Regions from separate parts of the Mus musculus genome. Here region 1 is linked to region 2. The links are chromatin contacts, found by Hi-C or POLR2A ChIA-PET in ENCODE. All regions are on one chromosome and are shown on one strand. The core of a region is the stretch at or near the end of the contact, and the rest is flanking DNA. Distances in the headings are between cores, read along the strand shown. Region 1 holds the start of Zfp784 (zinc finger protein 784). Region 2 holds the start of Zfp579 (zinc finger protein 579).

Region 1 (4,486 bases), core at 210-2,709, 42 kb before region 2:
CACAGGACCAGAAATATCAAGAGTTCAAGGCCAGGGCTGGGGAGATAACTCAGAAGTTAAGGCATTTGTTGATTTTTCAGAGGACCTGGGTTTGGTTCCAGCACCCAGATGACAGCTAACAACCCTCTGTAACTTCCCCATCTCAGATGTCCATGAGTACTGCAAACAAGTGGTGGACAGACAGAGCACCCATACGAGGAGGAGGGAGGGGGAGGGGGAAGGAAGGAAGAAGAAGAAGAAAGAAGGAAGAGGAGGGAGGAAGGGAGGGAGGAAGGAAAGAGGGACAGAGGGAAGGAAGGAGGAGGAGACCTTTAAAAATCAAAATAGAGTTCAAGGCCAGCATAGACTACATAAGTTTGAGGTCACCTTACTGTATGGGGCGTAGTCAGAAGGTAGGAAACAAGGAATGAGTGAAAATAGGAAGAGAAGCCAGGCAGTGGTGGCCCATGCCTTTAATCCCTGCACTGGGGGGGGCAGAGGCAGGTGGATTTCTGAGTTCGAGGCCAGCCTGGTCTACAGAGTGAGTTCCAGGACAGCCAAGGCTACACAGAAAAACCCTGTCTCGAAAACAAAAACAAAAAAAGAAAGAAAGAAAATCCCATAAGGAAACCCTGTCTCAAAAAAAAAAAAAAAAAAAAAAAAAAAAAAAAAAAAAAGGAGGAGGAGGAGATGATCACAGAAGTGTCCTGACTTATCAAGTCACAAAGTCAGGCCCTAGAGTGAGTTTAACTCTCAAAAGAGCCCTGTCCTTAGTGCTGCCGAAAACCCTCTTTGAGCTCTTTTCTCCCAAACATCACAGCAACTGAGAGGGGTTAGCTTCCGTCTGGAATCTTACCTGAGCTCATGAGTCTCCTCCTCCTTCTTTTTTTAAAATTGGTTATTTTCTTTATTTACATTTCAAATGTTATCCCCTTTCCGGGTTCCCCGACCCCCCACTCCCGAATGAGTCTCATTCTTGACACAGACTTAGAAAACCTCCCATTCATAAACTGAACCGCTACCTTTTGCACCATGAATTGAAAGTAACCTCAGAAACGTTAGAATCTCCCATGCCTTTAAGTTCACATAAGCAAACTTCGGGCTCACCTGCAGTTAGTTTTAAAAGGGGATTTGGAAGGCCGATCATTATGGCTCAGAGGCCAGCAGATTTCTGTGAGTTCGAGGCCATCTTGGTCTGCAAAGAGAGTTCTAGGCCAGACAGGAATACATAGTGAAAACATGCCTAAACAATAAAAAGTGGGGAGACATTGGAATGCGTCGCTAGGGTGTGGCCGACCTTCCAGCTGCAAGTTCAGTCAGCCCATGCGGAGGACCGACAGGTTTTGAAGACCTTTTGCCGGATTCCGCCTATCCTACCCCGCCAGGGCCCCGCTCATCTACCGGTTATGATCCCGCCCCTCGTCGACCTGCCCCGCGCTTGCGCAGCGCCGCCAGCCCGGCCCCGCCCTTCGCGGAGCAATCTTTGCCCTCAGGGACCGGGCTTAGGTACAAGATGGCCGCCGCGCGCCCGGATCCCCCGATTCCGAGCTCACCGACCCGGGAGTCGCCATCCCCGGAGCCGCCGGACCTGGTGCGGGCGACGAAGGGGTCTGGGCCGGGGGTTCACAGCGAAGAAGATCGCAGGGCAAGGGGCGGGGTCAAGGCGGGGCCTAGAACAATTGGGCGGGGGTATGGTAACCCTCTGGGGCGGGGTTTAGGGAGGAGCCTATGGGGAATGAGGAGCGAGGCCTGGTTGAGGCGGGTCTTGAAGACAGCTTGTGTCTTGGGCTTGGTTGGGTCCAGGGAGAGGACAAGGGAGCTTGCATAAAGAAGTGTGGCATCTTAAGAGGGGCGGGGCACCAGGGAAATTATAGGGCTAGTGGATGGTTGGGAAGGTGACCCCAAAGGAGAGCTATAATTCGGTCACCGTGTTGGGATGGCATGTGATGATACAAGGACTGACTGCCTTACAAATGCCCAAGGGAGGAGAAATGGGTGCTTCGGATGACTTTAGAACTTATAACTAGTAACTGGAAAGTAACTGAAAATATTGGTTCATTCAGCAAACATTTAAAGCTCCAGGGGACCAAAATGGACAACGATTGCGTCCTCTTGCAACTTGCAGTCTTATGAGGAGAAAAAGTGACGATAAAGAGTATTGTAATATGTCCTATAAGAGAAATAAAAGGTGCACTTAAGAGTGGGGGTGGAGCAAGCTAAATTTAAATGGCAGAAGTCAGCTGGGTGCCGGCTTATGGTTGCAATGTAGTCAGTGAGATAAGCAGGATCCAGATCGTGTTGGATATTATAGGAAGGACACGAGGTTTTAAGTGCAATCGGAGGACTTGGAGTGGCGAAATGTCATGACCTCATTTGCATTTTCCAAAGTCCATTTAGGGTGCTCTAGAAGAGGTGGATAATGAGGGGCAGAAGCAGGAACAGGGGTTACCTCTGAGTGGTGTTTTTCATTCTAAGGGGGGAATTATGAGACTTTTAACTAGTACAGAGGAGAGGTACCACCGTGTCTGTGGTATATTTGGGTCAAGAAGGGGAAATGCCAGAACAAGGATCCATCAAAAATTCGGTATCATGGATAACAGGGTTAAGAAATCAAGGGATACGGCTGGAGAGATGGCTCAGCATTTAAGAGCCCTGGCTGCACTTTTAGAGGTTCAGTTCCGGGCATCCGCATGGAGGCTCACAACCACCTGTGACTCCATTCCTAGAGGATCTGACCCTCACTCCTGACCTCCATGGACAGTGACACACACAGTGAACACACATGCAGGCTCTCACACAGAACAGAACATGAAATACTTGGGCTTGATGGCAAGCGCACGCCTTTAATCCCAGCACTTGGGAGGCAGAGGCAGGCAGACCTTTGTGAGTTCTAGGCCAAACTAATCTACACAGCAAGTACCAAACCAGCCAGGGCTACATAGTGAAACCTTCTAAGTAAATAAATAACAAATCATTAAATATATATATGCCAGGCGGTGGTGGCACACGCCTTTAATCCCAGCACTCGGGAGGCAAAGGCAGGCGGATTTCTGAGTTCAAGGCCAGCCTGGTCTACAAAGTGAGTTCCAGGACAGCCAGGGCTATACAGAGAAACCCTGTCTTGGAAAAAAAAATACAGTGGACTTCAGAGGAGCAAACATTTTATTTAAATTTTTATTTTTCATTTATTATGTGAGGAGAGGGTGTGAGTGTGTGCCATGGCACAGGAATTTGGAGGTCAGAGGGCATCTCAGGAAGTCAGTCAGTCTGTCTTTCCACCCTGTGGGTCCCAGGGATCATACTCAGGTCGTCAGATTTGGTAAGTGTCTTTACCCACTGAGACATCTTCACTGCCAAAGCAAGTGTTTGAATAAGTGGAGGCATTATTGAATGAAGACTCTCTCCAAGCAGGTCCACAGCCTCCTGTTTTTTCTTCTGCTCTCCAGGTCCTGGTGCCTGATGGTCGCCCTGTCACACCCCCAGGTGACCTCATCGAGATCCAGGTGGTAAAAGTCACAGATACCACATCGGTCCCTGAGCCCCCAGAGCCAGGATCTTTTCATTGTGCCCTGTGTCCTGCTGCCTTCCGTCTAGTCTCAGAGCTGCTGTTTCATGAGCATGGCCACCTGGCAAGCATGGAGGGGCTTGGGCAGGATGGGGATCCTAGCCGTTGTCATGTGTGTGGCCACAGCTGTCCAGGTCCTGCTAGCCTGCGTGCCCATTACAGCTTGCACACAGGAGAACGGCCTTACCGCTGTTCCCTCTGCCCACGGGCTTTTAAGGCCTTGGCACCTCTGCTCCGGCACCAACACCGACATGGGGTAGAGCCCGGCACCTCTGAAAGGCTTCTACCCACAACAACAACCGGACAGCCAAACTCAAGGGTGGCCCAGGAGAGGTCGGAGGTGGTGATGGCTGCAGCAGCTGCGGGTGCTGTGGTAGGCAAGCCTTTCGCCTGCAGGTTTTGTGCCAAGCCCTTCCGACGCTCCTCAGATATGCGAGACCACGAGCGGGTGCATACAGGGGAGCGGCCCTACCACTGTAGTATCTGTGGCAAAGGCTTCACGCAGTCCTCTGTGCTGAGTGGTCATGCCCGCATCCACACAGGCGAGCGCCCCTTCCGATGCATGCTCTGTGACCGCACTTTCAATAACTCCTCCAACTTCCGCAAACACCAGCGCACCCACTTCCATGGACCAGGGTCTGGAGTGGGAGAGTCTAGAGGCCAACTGAGATCATCTTCAGTGTCCCAAGAATCATGAAGTAAATGTGGGACAGAGAACACTATGGAAGAAGGGTGTAGAGAGACTGTGAAAGTGAATGTGGAGGTTGACCAGTAGGCTGGAAGCTAGGACATATCGTAGGAGAGGTGGGTGGGCAAATAGAGGCAGAGGCCAAGGAGAAATCATGAGCAGTTGGAGTTAGATGAAAAAGGGAACCTGGTTCTGGTCTCCCAGAAACCCATGCTACACTTGAGACTCAGGAAAGAGGTACTTGGGGTCTGTGG
Region 2 (4,874 bases), core at 423-2,922:
CTCTTGAACAGCAATACTCTCAAGCACTGGACTGTCTCTTCAGCCCTACATTTGTATTTGTTTATTTAATGTGTATGTGTACATTTGTGTCTGTGTGTTTATGTATGTTTATATGTGTGTATATGTGTGTTGTATGTATGGGTGGGTGTGTTTGTACATATGTGAATGTATGTTTATGTATATGTGTGTGCAGACACACAGGTGGAGAAGTCAGAGGCCCACCCACAGGAATCGGTTTGGTGATCTCTTTCTACTCTGTGGGTCCTGGATAGCTCAGATCATCAGCCACGAGTCAGGCGCCTTTGCACTGAGCTATCTTGCCAGCCCACAATACCTATACTGAAATGTTTTTTTTTTTTTTTTTTTTTAAGATTTTATTTATTTACTTATTATATGTAAGTACACTGTAGCTGTCTTCAGACACTCCAGAAGAGGGCGTCAGATCTCGTTACGGATGGTTGTGAGCCACCATGTGGTTGCTGGGATTTGAACTTCCGACCTTCGGAAGAGCAGTCGGGTGCTCTTACCCACTGAGCCATCTCACCAGCCCCCTGAAATGTTTTTAAAAAGAAAAAGAAAGCAGCCGCAATGGACTGGCACAAGTATAATACTGCATGTTTCTGGTTTCTCAAGGGTAAATTCCTGGAATTACTAGCATATCAAAGCTTTCCAAACCTCTACTCACCCAGACACGTACAAAAGGAACAGTTTACCCAGCCTCTTGCCAACTATGTTTGGCATGAAGTTAACCCTAAAGAAAACAACACTGTAATGCAGGCAGATAACTGAAACGGCCCTTTTTCTCCATCATATATACTTTGAGATGTGGCCCATGTAGCAGGCTGAAACATTAAAGCTCCAAGTTCCAGAAACGTAGTTGCCAAGGAAGACTAGAGGAATGGCATTCACTCCCATTGAAAGCCAGCTCACTGTCTCTTCCATCCCCTTCATTCCACAGCACTTTGCCCAAAACAAGAGCTTCCCTCGTCACACCGTCTGTGACTGACTCTTGTTTGTCCCTTTTCATCATAGTATGAATTTTGCCTTTATCGATCCAGCACCAAGGACAGAGCCAGCCCACAGTAGGTGTTCTGATAAAACTGGTCGGGTTGTGATCCTGGGGCTTACCATAAAGGGAGAAACTGAGGCTCGGAGAAGAGAGAATTGCTTGCCCAGGCAACCAAGGGACAGTGAGAGTCAGGCTCGATCATAGAGGTGCACTCCTTGTATCATTGATGTTCACTCTCAAGCCTGTATCACTCACTGCTTCGTTCATCTCCATCTCTGCCTTCTTCAGACCCAGCAGCCAGCACAGTGCCTGGCACCGGCAGGGCTTGATAAATGCCTGTTTGTTGAAAGAATGAATGAATATGTGTTATCTGCTGGGAAATGGAGGAGGGGTGGAAAGCTGGATCCAGATTCCCAGGCTTGCAGCCTCCTCCTCCTCTGAGGGTCCAAAGGACAGGCCTTCAGCCCCTTCCCCTCCCGGGATCCAGGAGCCGCAGCTCCCTCCTCTGCTCCCGCCCCCCCCCCCCCCGCACCCCCACCAGGTCCCTGGCCCTCCGCTTCCGGCTTCTCAGCCAGTCTTTCCTCTTCTGGCCTCCGACCAAGCACCGGGTTTCCGGGGGGAAGGCTTAGGCTGTAACACCGAGCCCAGCCTCCTTCTCCACCCCCACCCCTCCCACTACGCTCAACCCCCTCCCTCTCCGCCACCACTGTCCGCGATCGCCCGGCCGCAGGGAAGGAAGAAAGGAGCGCAGGAGGTGGAGGTAAGACCGGCTCCCTGAGACTGGGGCGAGCCCCAGGCCCTGCGCAGAGCAATCTGCAAGGCCTCGACCCGCTGCCTTAGTTCTGCAGATCACACCTACCCGGAACAGATAGACCCCCTCTTGGACCTAGATCCCCCGACAGCCGGCAGGTTCCACGCCCTCCCCCGACACCACGCCCGGCCAGGGGTCTGGCCACAGCTTTCTCGCTGAGGATTTTCTGCAGCCCAGCTCCCAGTCCACTCCTCCCCCTTGTCTTGTGAGTCAGGGCCCCTTACCCAGCTTCTTCCTTCACCCGGACTCAGAGGCTGCGTCTACCTGCAAGAGTCTAGTTCGCCTATCTGGTTCTATCTGAGACCCAGGAGTCCTACCTTTCAGTCTTCTTGCCTGAGACCCAGGGATCCAGAAATCAGCCCTTCTTTAAACCCAGGAGTCCAGGTCCTCCCTCAGACCCAGGAGTGCAGACCCCGACCTTCTTCAGACCCAGGAGCCCAGACCCCAGCCCTCCTCCTTCCGATCCAGGAATCCAGACCCCATTCCTCCTCCCTCAGACCCAGGAATCCAGACCCCAGCTCTCCTCTCACAGACCCAGGGGCTTAAGCCCGGCTACCCACTGGTCCCTCCCAGCCCCTGACTTATGGACTTTTTATTTCCAGGGCCTCTTGACTTTGAATCCCACCCTACTTGGGCCCCAAGGGTGGACTGGTTCCCAGCCCCTCCAGGAATGTTCAAGCCCCAGGGCACTAGAGCAAAATCAATTGGCTGACTTTGTCTCCCTGTGTCTCCTCTGTATGTGTCTTGTTCTGTCTTCCTGACCGTTCCCACCTCTGATATCTATGTTTTCTTTCTCTCTATCTCTCTCCTTTGTGTTTCTCCTGAACTTGGCCCCCCTTTCCTACGTCTCCACAACTCTCTCCTCTCCTTTCCTGTGTCTATCCCCTTCTGCCTCCTCACCACCTTCCTCTCCCGACTTTCATCTGTATCCTCTTCTGAACTGTGGATCTACCTGCCCTGTACCTCTGCTCTCCTCTTCACCTCACCCCACATCTTTCATCTCTTCTCCCCACCCCTGCCTCTTCCCCTTTTCCCCACAGGCATGGATCCACAGCCCCCTCCACCCGCCCAGGGCAGCCCACCTCACCGTGACCGTGGCCGAGGCCGAGGCCGTGGCCGTGGCCGTGGCCGAGGCCGTGGTCGTGGCAGAGGGGGTGCTGGAGCCCCTAGGGCGCCTCTGCCCTGCCCAACCTGTGGTCGCCTCTTCCGCTTCCCTTACTACCTGTCTCGACACCGGCTGAGCCACTCGGGTCTCCGGCCCCATGCCTGCCCTCTGTGCCCCAAAGCTTTCCGCAGGCCTGCCCACCTTTCCCGCCACCTTCGTGGCCACGGGCCCCAGCCCCCGCTGCGCTGCGCTGCCTGCCCACGCACCTTCCCGGAGCCAGCCCAGCTCAGGCGCCACCTGGCCCAAGAGCACGCAGGTAGCGAGGTGGATCTGTCCACGCAGAGGGCAGTGAAGGAGGAGCCTGAGGCCAGTTGGGGTCCGCAGGACGAGGGAGTGGAACAGCCCGCCACGGTGGTGGTGGCCGGGGCTGAGGAGGAGGCGACCACACAGTGGCCCGCAGGGGACTCGGCTCCTGCGGCTGTCCCCACGAGTACGGATCCTCGGGAATCAGAGGCCAAGGAGGCCGAGGCCGGGGCAGCGGAGCTAAGGGCAGAGTTGGCACTGGCCGCGGGGCGACAGGAGGAGAAACAGGTCCTTCTCCAGGCCGACTGGACGCTGCTGTGTCTCCGCTGTCGCGAAGCCTTCGCCACCAAGGGGGAGCTCAAAGCCCACCCGTGTCTGCGCCCCGAGGGCGAACAGGAGGGCGAAGGAGGACCCCCGCCCCGCCCCAAGCGACACCAGTGTTCCATCTGCCTCAAGGCTTTCGCCAGGCCCTGGTCCCTATCGCGTCACCGGCTAGTCCACTCCACCGATCGACCTTTTGTGTGTCCAGACTGCGGCCTGGCCTTCCGCTTGGCCTCCTACCTCCGCCAGCACCGCCGCGTCCATGGTCCACTCAGCCTGCTGGCCCCGTTACCCGGGGCCGGCAAGAAGGATGACAAGGCCTCGGGCGGACGGAACTCAGGGAAAGGGCCCGAGGGGGGCGAAGGGGCAGAATGTGGGGGTGCATCGGAAGGGGGTGAAGGCGGGCATAATGGAGGAGATGCCACCCCAGCCCGGCCTCCGGCGGGGGAGCCACGTTTCTGGTGTCCTGAGTGTGGCAAAGGTTTCCGACGCCGGGCACACCTACGCCAGCATGGGGTCACCCACTCCGGGGCGCGCCCTTTTCAGTGCGTGCGCTGCCAGAGGGAATTCAAGCGACTGGCGGACCTGGCCCGCCACGCGCAAGTCCATGCTGGGGGTCCCGCCCCGCATCCGTGCCCGCGATGCCCACGCCGCTTCTCTCGCGCTTACAGCCTCCTGCGCCACCAACGCTGCCACCGCGCCGAGCTGGAACGGGCGGAGCTGGAGAGGGCTGCAGCGCTGCAGGAACTCCAGACCCAGGCCTCACAGTCGCCCCAGCCTCCGCAGCCACTTAAGCAGGAGGCAGAAGGGCTCCCTCTGCCCATCGCGCACATCAAGGAAGAGCCTCCCTCACCTGGCACACCACCCCAGTCCCCGCCGGCTCCACCTGTCTTTCTCAGCGCCTCCTGTTTTGACAGCCAAGACCATTCAGCCTTCGAGATGGAGGATGAGGAGATGGACAGTAAGGCCCACCTATGCGGATTGGGAGGCCTGGCCTCCTGACCCTCACATCCACCCTCCGCCCTTCCAATTGCGCTCCCGGTTTGCAGTAAGGAAGAGGGAAGCTGAAGAAGAGGAACCTCCCCTGCCTGCCCCTGAAGCCTGGATCATTCGTCTTCTCCTTTACCCACCCCTAAACCCCTGATGCTGGTTAGGAACTTCTCACCCCAACACGTGTCTTAAGTAAGGCAGGGCAAGGCGGAGGACACTTGGCCAGAAGGATAGAGACTGCTGGGTTCGTCCCAGCCTGCCCATCCCTATTACAAACACTGGACACCATCACCTCTTTGGAACTGCCAGACCCTGGGAGTTCCCAGCGCGAAAGG

Evidence for each region. Hi-C counts contacts between places; a loop is a spot of excess contacts on that map. ChIA-PET counts read pairs that join two places held with the same protein, here RNA polymerase II (POLR2A).
Region 1: POLR2A ChIA-PET joins it to region 2 with 34 read pairs in Patski. The contact joins the promoter of Zfp784 here to the promoter of Zfp579 in region 2. A Hi-C loop is called at or near these places in 1 of 37 maps with a recorded cell type or tissue (heart). POLR2A ChIA-PET finds 5 or more read pairs at or near these places in 4 of 5 experiments (Patski and embryonic stem cell).

The regions. Positions count from the first base shown.
Region 1 is chr7:5,035,419-5,039,904 of GRCm38, reverse strand. It overlaps Zfp784 (zinc finger protein 784), which reads left to right and starts at 1,459. Exons shown (of 2, transcript NM_001039532.2): 1 at 1,459-1,570; 2 at 3,426-4,486. The coding sequence starts at 1,493. The coding sequence ends at 4,241. It also overlaps a transcript of Zfp580 not described here.
Region 2 is chr7:4,992,899-4,997,772 of GRCm38, reverse strand. It overlaps Zfp579 (zinc finger protein 579), which reads left to right and starts at 1,672. Exons shown (of 2, transcript NM_026741.2): 1 at 1,672-1,769; 2 at 2,861-4,874. The coding sequence starts at 2,863. The coding sequence ends at 4,551.